Linked DNA regions of Homo sapiens: regions 1 and 3 are each linked to region 2. Evidence: chromatin contacts called from ENCODE Hi-C or POLR2A ChIA-PET data. All regions are on one chromosome and are shown on one strand. The core of a region is the stretch at or near the end of the contact, and the rest is flanking DNA. Distances in the headings are between cores, read along the strand shown.

Region 1 (2,710 bases), core at 110-2,609, 120 kb after region 2:
CCAGGATCAAACAGGAAAAACCCACGCTCCCGAGGGAGAGGCTGGCCCTCGAGGGGCAGGGCCCTGCACCTGTCAGTCCCCAGGCCGGCAGGAGGCCTCCACGGTATGTGAGAAAGCTGCCTGTCTTGGGAGGGAAATCTCACTAGATGGTTCCTGAAGCGGCTTCGCAGGCTAGCATTTCATAAACGTTTTCACTTGTGAAAACAAAAATCCCTTGAGTGAGTTGTGTAAGCACAACATAGAGGCTTGTTTATAATGCTACGTATGTACTTGGAAAACCCCCCAAGAAGTCAGAACTGTCACCTTGGTCTGTTAGCTGCGTTACTTGGAAGGATTCTTGGCGTCTGCGCTCTGGTTATTTGTGTTACTGGGCAGTGTGGAAGACGTAGAATTAGATGAGGACAGTGTTGGTTCGTTGCTGATCGGCCACGGTAAAGAGCATATTTCTTTTCTATCTTGCTTTCTGGGGGCTCTTCGCCAAAATTGATCATTTCATAAAAGAGGGGAAACCCAAGGAGAGAGACTAAACTTTGAATAAAAATTTGAATGCAAAAAAAGTGCAGTTCTGCTTCGTCGATCTAAGTGACATTCTGAGTGACCAACGCATTCCTCTTTCTAGAGGGATGGCCACGCCTGGCTACCTCCACACCGTGGGCCACAGCACACCTGTGCACCATCTCAATTAGCTGCCAACTCTCTTTTAAACATCGAAATTATTTGTCCCCCAAACGTGTAAATGCATGGTTTTAAGACCCCTTCAAGTCAAAGTTTGCAGACAAAGCTCTCTGTGCATTTGATTTGTCTGGTGTGGCAGATGAGATGGCACATAGGAGGGACGTCCCCAGGGATGGACACGTGGCTTTGCTCTTTGCTGGCGCGTGTAGCAAGGGGTGTGCTAGGGTCCCGCCGAAAAAGAAGTTGCTCCTGTTGTCGCTGGCAGTTCCCCTCGGCTGCCCTGGCACCTCTAGCTGACGAGAAAAAGTGCTCATTCAAAGCAAAGCAATGGAGCGGCTGCACTTTCACCCACAGAAGTGCAGCGTTGTTTTGCAGAGCAGTGGTTATGCCAGGCACCACTCCCTGGGGCCTGGGAATCCGATTCCAGTTCTCTCTCACAGAACTGGAAATTCAATTAGCATTTGCTGAGGGAGGTCGGGAGAAATGGAATGAAAAGACCAGCTCTCCGGGGTGCCATTTCTATTAGCAGATGAGAGAGACACCCAATGGCTCAGCATCCACCCGGGACCACAGAAGAGGGGATGCTGGTGTGGGAGGACCCTGCGGCACTCTCGTCCTAACTCCTCTCTCTTCCTTTTCAGGGAGGAAGAGATAGTCGCTCTGGATCACCCATGGCTAGACGCTGAAAACCCACCTGGTTCCGGAATCCTGTCCTCAGCTTCTTAATATAACTGCCTTAAAACTTTAATCCCACTTGCCCCTGTTACCTAATTAGAGCAGATGACCCCTCCCCTAATGCCTGCGGAGTTGTGCACGTAGTAGGGTCAGGCCACGGCAGCCTACCGGCAATTTCCGGCCAACAGTTAAATGAGAACATGAAAACAGAAAACGGTTAAAACTGTCCCTTTCTGTGTGAAGATCACGTTCCTTCCCCCGCAATGTGCCCCCAGACGCACGTGGGTCTTCAGGGGGCCAGGTGCACAGACGTCCCTCCACGTTCACCCCTCCACCCTTGGACTTTCTTTTCGCCGTGGCTGCGGCACCCTTGCGCTTTTGCTGGTCACTGCCATGGAGGCACACAGCTGCAGAGACAGAGAGGACGTGGGCGGCAGAGAGGACTGTTGACATCCAAGCTTCCTTTGTTTTTTTTTCCTGTCCTTCTCTCACCTCCTAAAGTAGACTTCATTTTTCCTAACAGGATTAGACAGTCAAGGAGTGGCTTACTACATGTGGGAGCTTTTGGTATGTGACATGCGGGCTGGGCAGCTGTTAGAGTCCAACGTGGGGCAGCACAGAGAGGGGGCCACCTCCCCAGGCCGTGGCTGCCCACACACCCCAATTAGCTGAATTCGCGTGTGGCAGAGGGAGGAAAAGGAGGCAAACGTGGGCTGGGCAATGGCCTCACATAGGAAACAGGGTCTTCCTGGAGATTTGGTGATGGAGATGTCAAGCAGGTGGCCTCTGGACGTCACCGTTGCCCTGCATGGTGGCCCCAGAGCAGCCTCTATGAACAACCTCGTTTCCAAACCACAGCCCACAGCCGGAGAGTCCAGGAAGACTTGCGCACTCAGAGCAGAAGGGTAGGAGTCCTCTAGACAGCCTCGCAGCCGCGCCAGTCGCCCATAGACACTGGCTGTGACCGGGCGTGCTGGCAGCGGCAGTGCACAGTGGCCAGCACTAACCCTCCCTGAGAAGATAACCGGCTCATTCACTTCCTCCCAGAAGACGCGTGGTAGCGAGTAGGCACAGGCGTGCACCTGCTCCCGAATTACTCACCGAGACACACGGGCTGAGCAGACGGCCCCGTGGATGGAGACAAAGAGCTCTTCTGACCATATCCTTCTTAACACCCGCTGGCATCTCCTTTCGCGCCTCCCTCCCTAACCTACTGACCCACCTTTTGATTTTAGCGCACCTGTGATTGATAGGCCTTCCAAAGAGTCCCACGCTGGCATCACCCTCCCCGAGGACGGAGATGAGGAGTAGTCAGCGTGATGCCAAAACGCGTCTTCTTAATCCAATTCTAATTCTGAAT
Region 2 (2,971 bases), core at 355-2,854:
TTCAACATTTTTTATTTTTTAAACATACATGTTTTCCCCTCAAGGGAAATTATTCCATTTCGTTGGTACTTTAATTCAACATAAAATTATGTGTCTCCAACTCGAGGCAGATGGTGGTGCACTAGAATGTCCGGCTGCTGAAGATGGGCCGGGGTGAGGGTCAGGGGAACCCCCGACTTACACCCAGATGCTTTAGAAATGTCCGCGGAATTGAACGGAATTGAATTTCAGTCTCCAGACCTCTTCGCTGAGGTCTGTAGTGCGTTTTTATTTAATAGTAATAATAAACTTGGAAGAAATGGGGCCTTCTCTGATTTGTACTTAATTTCTATGTCAGCCACATGAGTAATTTTCCATGATTTGCTTTCAAATCATCCATGGAAGGCGAGTAGGTGACTATATACTGTTCCTGTGTATATTTTATCTTGATTAAAGTGATAAACAGTATTTAGTTTCTTACCTAAGGATTTAGAAAGACTAATTTTATAAATATGTAAATGGTTCTAGTCAATGTTGAATGGGAGGGTGACTCATTATTTTGTTCAGCCCATACTTAAACTGTATTACTGATAATGTCAGCATTATAATTAGCAATAACAACCATAAATGTATTAAGTTACTAATTTATTAAGAACATGGCTTGGATACAGTATCTGCACCAGGAGGATTAAGTTTCACCTAAAGTGAAAGTGGAAAAAACAGCTCTGCTCAGAGGCCTCTAGGCTGTTAACACTGTTGGTATTTTAAGTCTTAGAATGACTGATTTGCAACTCCAGTTTCAAGAAACCTCTCTGTGGTGTACAGTTTCTTTCCTGTTGTTTGACGCTGTAAAACACCCACATATGTTTTTAATTTGTTTAATGCTATCAGAGTAAGATTTTGAGCCATAGCAAAGCCCATGCTGAGGCTTTTGTTTTCTGAAATCTCATGTTTAAAGTTCTGATCATTTAAAAACCTCAAAACTTGGAAATGTTAAAACTATGGTTCCTGTAGGTAGTTTTAAGAAGTAAGAGCTTTTTTTTCTTTCCTTTAAACTTGATGGGAAATATTTTGTGCCCTTCCAAGTACATGTACATGTTCTGTGATGCTGCATAGCTTAGTAGAGCATTAAACTTGAATCACAAAAGAAAACGTGACATGAGCTCCAGCCGTGTCACCTACCACTCTGCACATTTCTGTGTGTGATTCTGGGAGGCATTTTTCCCCCTTATGAGAGAGTCAAGGAAAGTTTCTGTCAGTTTCAGGTGCTGGTTACTGATCTGTCAGCAGGGAGGGCAGCTGCGGTGGGGGCTGCCCGGTCTACCCCACACACTGCCTCTGCCCCACTGCCCGGCCCAGGCTGCTGAGGGCCCCCTCCTTCCCACCCTGCTGCCACCTTCTCCACCTCTCCCCACCCACACTAGATGATTCTTTCCTCTGCTGTCATAGAGCCTGCGGCTGAGTGCTCTGATACAGATCCTGGTGATTTGTTTATCATCCGACTTCTTCCCCTCCTATATCAAGGAGGGAACTTTCCTCTCTCTGATGCCTCCGTCTCTAAGCCTGGAGCATCCCCAGCACATAACTGGCTTACAGATGTTCGAAAGAGTAAATGAATCATACCTATTTCCTAACTTCTTTTTCACATAAAAGCTCAGTTTCCTGAGCAGGCTTTAGGTGCCGTTGGCTGCTGGGGAGGTGGTGGGGAGGCCTCGTCTGTTGCCTGCAGGAGCTTCCAGTCTCCTTTGCAAGTTTTGCCCTCAGTGACTCAGGGCTTTGAAATTTGCTTCTCTCTCATCCCGAATAAGCCACGGCAGGATGTAAGAGGAAGAGAAACTAACTAAAGGGTTAACTGTGGAATGTCTCTGATTGGTGAAAAAAAGACACTTTTCTGGAGTTGCAGTGTTAGTCCACTCATATGGGGTGCAGGTCCCTGGTAACAAGTGGTTGAGCCACCTTCCTGGGCCAGTTGAGGGTCAGAACAGGAGACATCAGATTCAGGCAGAAGCACTCCGCCCATCAGAGGAGTGGGCAGCCTGCCCTCCTGACTCATGATTCACTCATGCGGATGGAGTGTAACTTCCTCCAGGCAGGCGCAGGTTCAGGGCACAGCGCTCCTTCTCAGAAACGAAGAAACTCCTGTTCTGCCTTTGACTCCCTGTGTTTTTTAAGTTGCAGGGAAATTTGGTTTCCAAATGGTCCTGCCTCACTAATTTACCAGCTTTCTATCACTCTGCCCATTTTGTATTTGGTTCTCCATCTTACTACAGAACTTGGCAGAACCCAAGAAGGAAAGGGTGCCAGCTGCCCTGGAGAACCCAGGGACGTGCCTCAATGCCAGGAGAGGGGCAGGGGGCAAGACCCACCCACAGAGGGATGCCCTGTCTTAGGCAGTCTTTGCCTGCCTGGCAGTCCTTGGTCCTTAGGACGTAAGACACTTGGCTTCACTGGCTACTGGAGGAATTCATTCCTTTTTGGCAGTGTGAATCAAAGGGGCTGGGCAGTTACCTTTGGGAGGGTCAGCAAGCGCTCAGAACGTGCCCATGTGCCAGGCTGCTTGTGGCTTTTGTCCCTCAGCTTTCTCTGAATGCTGTGGATCTGCTGAGCTGTGGGCTTACTCTTTGGGGTTTTCTGGTGATAGCTAAGCCTCCTGGGGATGATTCACTACATGTTCAAAACACCAAACGAGGCCAGGTGCGGTGGCCCACACCTGGAATCCCAGCACTGCGGGAGGCTGAAGCAGGCAGATTGCTTGAGCCTAGGAGTTCGAGACCAGCCTGGACAACAAAGTGAGACCTTATCTCTACAAAAAAATCAAAAAATTAGCTGGGCATGGTGCTGTGCACCTACAGTCCCAGCTACTCGGAAAGCTGAGGTGGAAAGATCACCTGAGCCTGGAGAGGTCGAGGCTACGGTGAGCCATGATCACACCACTGCACTCCAGCCTGGGCAACAGAGTAAGACCCTGTCTCAAAAAAAAGAAAAAACCACA
Region 3 (2,838 bases), core at 257-2,756, 120 kb before region 2:
AGTATGGTGAAAATTACAAACTAATCCATTTATTTGCTGTGAATTTTTTAAAGAGCAGTTTAATAAAATGGAATACGGTTTAGTCTTTTTAAGGTCTGAAATAAATATCCTCAATATTATGTGAAAAAAAATAAGATACAAAAGCAAGTGAGTAATGAAATTAACAAATAAGAAGGAAATTTTAAGGTGGTATGGGAATTCTAAGGCAGAATTTACAACTTTATACCTATCATGCTGAAAAAATAGAGGTAATAGGAAAATGCAGTTTTCCAGCCTTTCTTTACTTGGAAAGAGAGGGAACATATGAGCAAGCACATCACAACAAGGAGAAAATGAAATGCTCTGTGCACACTCTGCATGACGCTAAAACATCAGACAAGGTATCATGCTCACAGGGAACTCACCATTTTTTTTTTCTTTTATAATTTAAACTCTTTTGGAGCAAAGAGAAATACAAAACTTCCTGAAATACTTCTACCAGATAAAGGAAGGCAAAAATGACCTCTGGACAAAAAAAGAAGACAATTAATGAAACACTCTCATTGCCATTAGTAGAATATAGCAAGAAGTTAAGAGAAAAGCTACAATACACTGGAAAGGAGAAGAAAACTGTCATTTTTATGTATATGGAGTTATTGTCTAAAGTTTTAGAGGAAAACACTAAATATTTATAAAAATTAAAGACTTCATAATGTTAGTTCAGCATAAGGTTAACATAAAAAATAAATAACTTTCCTATGAGTTAATCAAAGATTAAGTAGATGCTTCCTGTTTATACAAAGTATATAGACAGGTTGTGTAAACAGACAATAGGCAGCAATGAAGACCAAAGTTGTAAATACGCTGTAGTAATTATCCCAAATTTAATCTATAACCTCAACACAGATCCAATCAAATTTTGTTGCAATTACAGCTCCAAACTTCTTCTGGAAGACAACATTGCAAAAAAAAAAAAAAAGGCGGGGGGAGGGGGGGGTGGATCTAAGAGAATGCTATAAACAACTGTGTGACAAGAAATTAGATGACTCATATGAAATGAAGAAATTCCTACAAAGGCAAAAACCACCAAATCTGACTCAGGGAGAAACAGAAAATCTGATTAGACCTATAACAAAGAGAGAGTAATTAAGTTTATTAGTAATTACATTTAATAATTAAAACTACCCACAAAGAAAATCCCAGTCCTGAATTTTTGAATTCTCCCAAAATATGAAAAGAAATAATAACAATTCTTCACAAATTATTTCCAAAATAGAAAAGGAAGAAATCCTGCCAGCTCATTTTATGACACCTGTATGACTGTGTGGAAAAGAGTTAACATTTCAGGCCTGACTGCTGTGGTTGGAAAGACCCGCTTACTGGGTTGGTTCTTGTCTGGCATCTGGGAACTTGGGTTTGGGGAGGGTCCCCACCGCTATTAACGGACGAAGGTGGTGTTCACTGTACCTAAACTGCTTCTGCAAACAACATGATGTATGCTAAACACCTGCTTTTGAGTCTGGAATTTCAGTCCATGCCAGGCAGAGGCTGCCCCCATGATCAGCCCAGGTAAAAACCTAGGCACTGAGTCTCTAAGGACTTCCTGGAAGGCCTGCTAACATGTAGATTGCTGGGCCACCCCCAGAGGCTCTGATTCAGCAGGTTGGGGTTGTCGGGGTGGGGGAGCACTTCAGCAGATTCGCAATGGGCATTTCTAGTGTGTTTCTGGGGGATTGTGACGCTGCTGGTCCAGGGACCAAACTTGTAGAGCCAATGATCAAAGGAGCTATTTTACCTCATTCCTTTTTTAAGAGAGTTAATTTCTTGAATATCCCTTTCCATTTTATTCCATCTGACCACAGCTTACACAATTGAATCGGTTTGTTAAATCTAACTACCACAAAGAAATTCTTAAGAAGAAACAATGACCTAGTAATTATGAAGTTATTTTAATGTTATTTAATATCTAGGATATTAGCCAATATCTAATATGTTCTAACATATTCTAAGTATGACTATATGACTCCACAATTATCCCAAGTGTAATGTTTTTAAGATAAAATTGTAATTGTTATAACTGGGATAGGTCAAAGTGTATAATACAATTAAAATTAAATTTCATTACATACCTTCTAAATGACATTTGCAATATTAAACATATCTGACTCTCTAACAATACTCTGATTCCTTTGACGTCACAGTGCTGTTTGCTCATGCTAGGTAAGGGGAGGAAAGCTAAATCCAGACACTGCCACCCATCTGCTGTGCTGGCAACACGCCTTCTAACCAAAGCAACTAACGCTTCTGCAATAGCTTTGAGAAGTACTACCACTAAAGGGGAATATTCAATTTGTCCCCTTCTAAGGTGAGCATATAAATAATCTGAAGATATTTCTACCTCTGATAAATTAAGATTTGTTTCTTCAGCCTTTCACCATGGTCTAACCCTAATAAACTGTGGCACTGGACTTATCTACAAATCCTTGCAAAGTAATGCCTGCCCAGAAGTAGCTGTAAGTAATGCTATCTCAGGGACACTAAAAGCCAACTCCAACGTTACAGAGACTGAAGATTTTGTTACAGACCTAATATTTTATTATAGATTGTCCATGGTAAATATACATAATTGATTAATACACTTTGAATTGGTTTTTAAAAATGATGTGCAAACCATTTTCAAAGAAACTCTGTTTCATTACTTTCAAATATGGCTCTAAATTTATTTTCTCGTTTCCAGTTTTATCCCCTTTCTAATTCAATTCCTCCCCCAAGGTAAGAGTGATTTTCCTAAAAACATAGAACATTCTCTTGCATTAAGCCTTCTTGTCCTCAAGATGAAGTTCATCTTAGTCCCCAGGC

Evidence for each region. A loop is a pair of places that touch in the nucleus more often than their neighbours do. ChIA-PET counts read pairs that join two places held with the same protein, here RNA polymerase II (POLR2A). Pooled maps may share reads with other maps.
Region 1: a loop to region 2 is called in a pooled map, with 4 times the contacts of the local background. The contact joins the promoter of MBP-AS1 here to the enhancer-like site in region 2. A Hi-C loop is called at or near these places in 2 of 37 single-sample maps with no recorded cell type and 4 of 50 pooled maps. POLR2A ChIA-PET finds 5 or more read pairs at or near these places in 6 of 52 experiments (CD8-positive, alpha-beta memory T cell, GM12878, activated B cell and 3 more).
Region 3: a loop to region 2 is called in a pooled map, with 8 times the contacts of the local background. The contact joins two enhancer-like sites. A Hi-C loop is called at or near these places in 2 of 168 maps with a recorded cell type or tissue (IMR-90 and Panc1) and 9 of 50 pooled maps. POLR2A ChIA-PET finds 5 or more read pairs at or near these places in 9 of 52 experiments (AG04450, BJ, CD4-positive, alpha-beta T cell and 6 more).

Annotation. Positions count from the first base shown.
Region 1 is chr18:76,979,078-76,981,787 of GRCh38, reverse strand. It overlaps MBP-AS1 (MBP antisense RNA 1), which reads right to left and starts at 1,359. Exons shown (of 3, transcript XR_935667.3): 1 at 1-1,359. MBP (myelin basic protein) reads left to right here. Exons shown (of 9, transcript NM_001025101.2): 9 at 1,317-2,710. The coding sequence ends at 1,361. RefSeq lists an enhancer at 421-480.
Region 2 is chr18:77,100,549-77,103,519 of GRCh38, reverse strand. All of the region lies in intron 2 of MBP (myelin basic protein), which reads left to right. Among named protein-coding and RNA genes, the nearest start is that of MBP, 31 kb to the left of the region's middle. RefSeq lists a silencer at 1,280-1,399 and enhancers at 1,690-1,759, 1,850-1,979. Within about 2 kb of position 1,604, at least 38 of the 41 ENCODE cell types and tissues checked have a DNase peak (open chromatin) inside an H3K27ac peak, as active enhancers do; they include GM12878, where a contact is called at or near this core.
Region 3 is chr18:77,222,054-77,224,891 of GRCh38, reverse strand. No RefSeq gene overlaps it. Among named protein-coding and RNA genes, the nearest start is that of GALR1, 26 kb to the left of the region's middle. Within about 2 kb of position 1,506, at least 2 of the 41 ENCODE cell types and tissues checked have a DNase peak (open chromatin) inside an H3K27ac peak, as active enhancers do.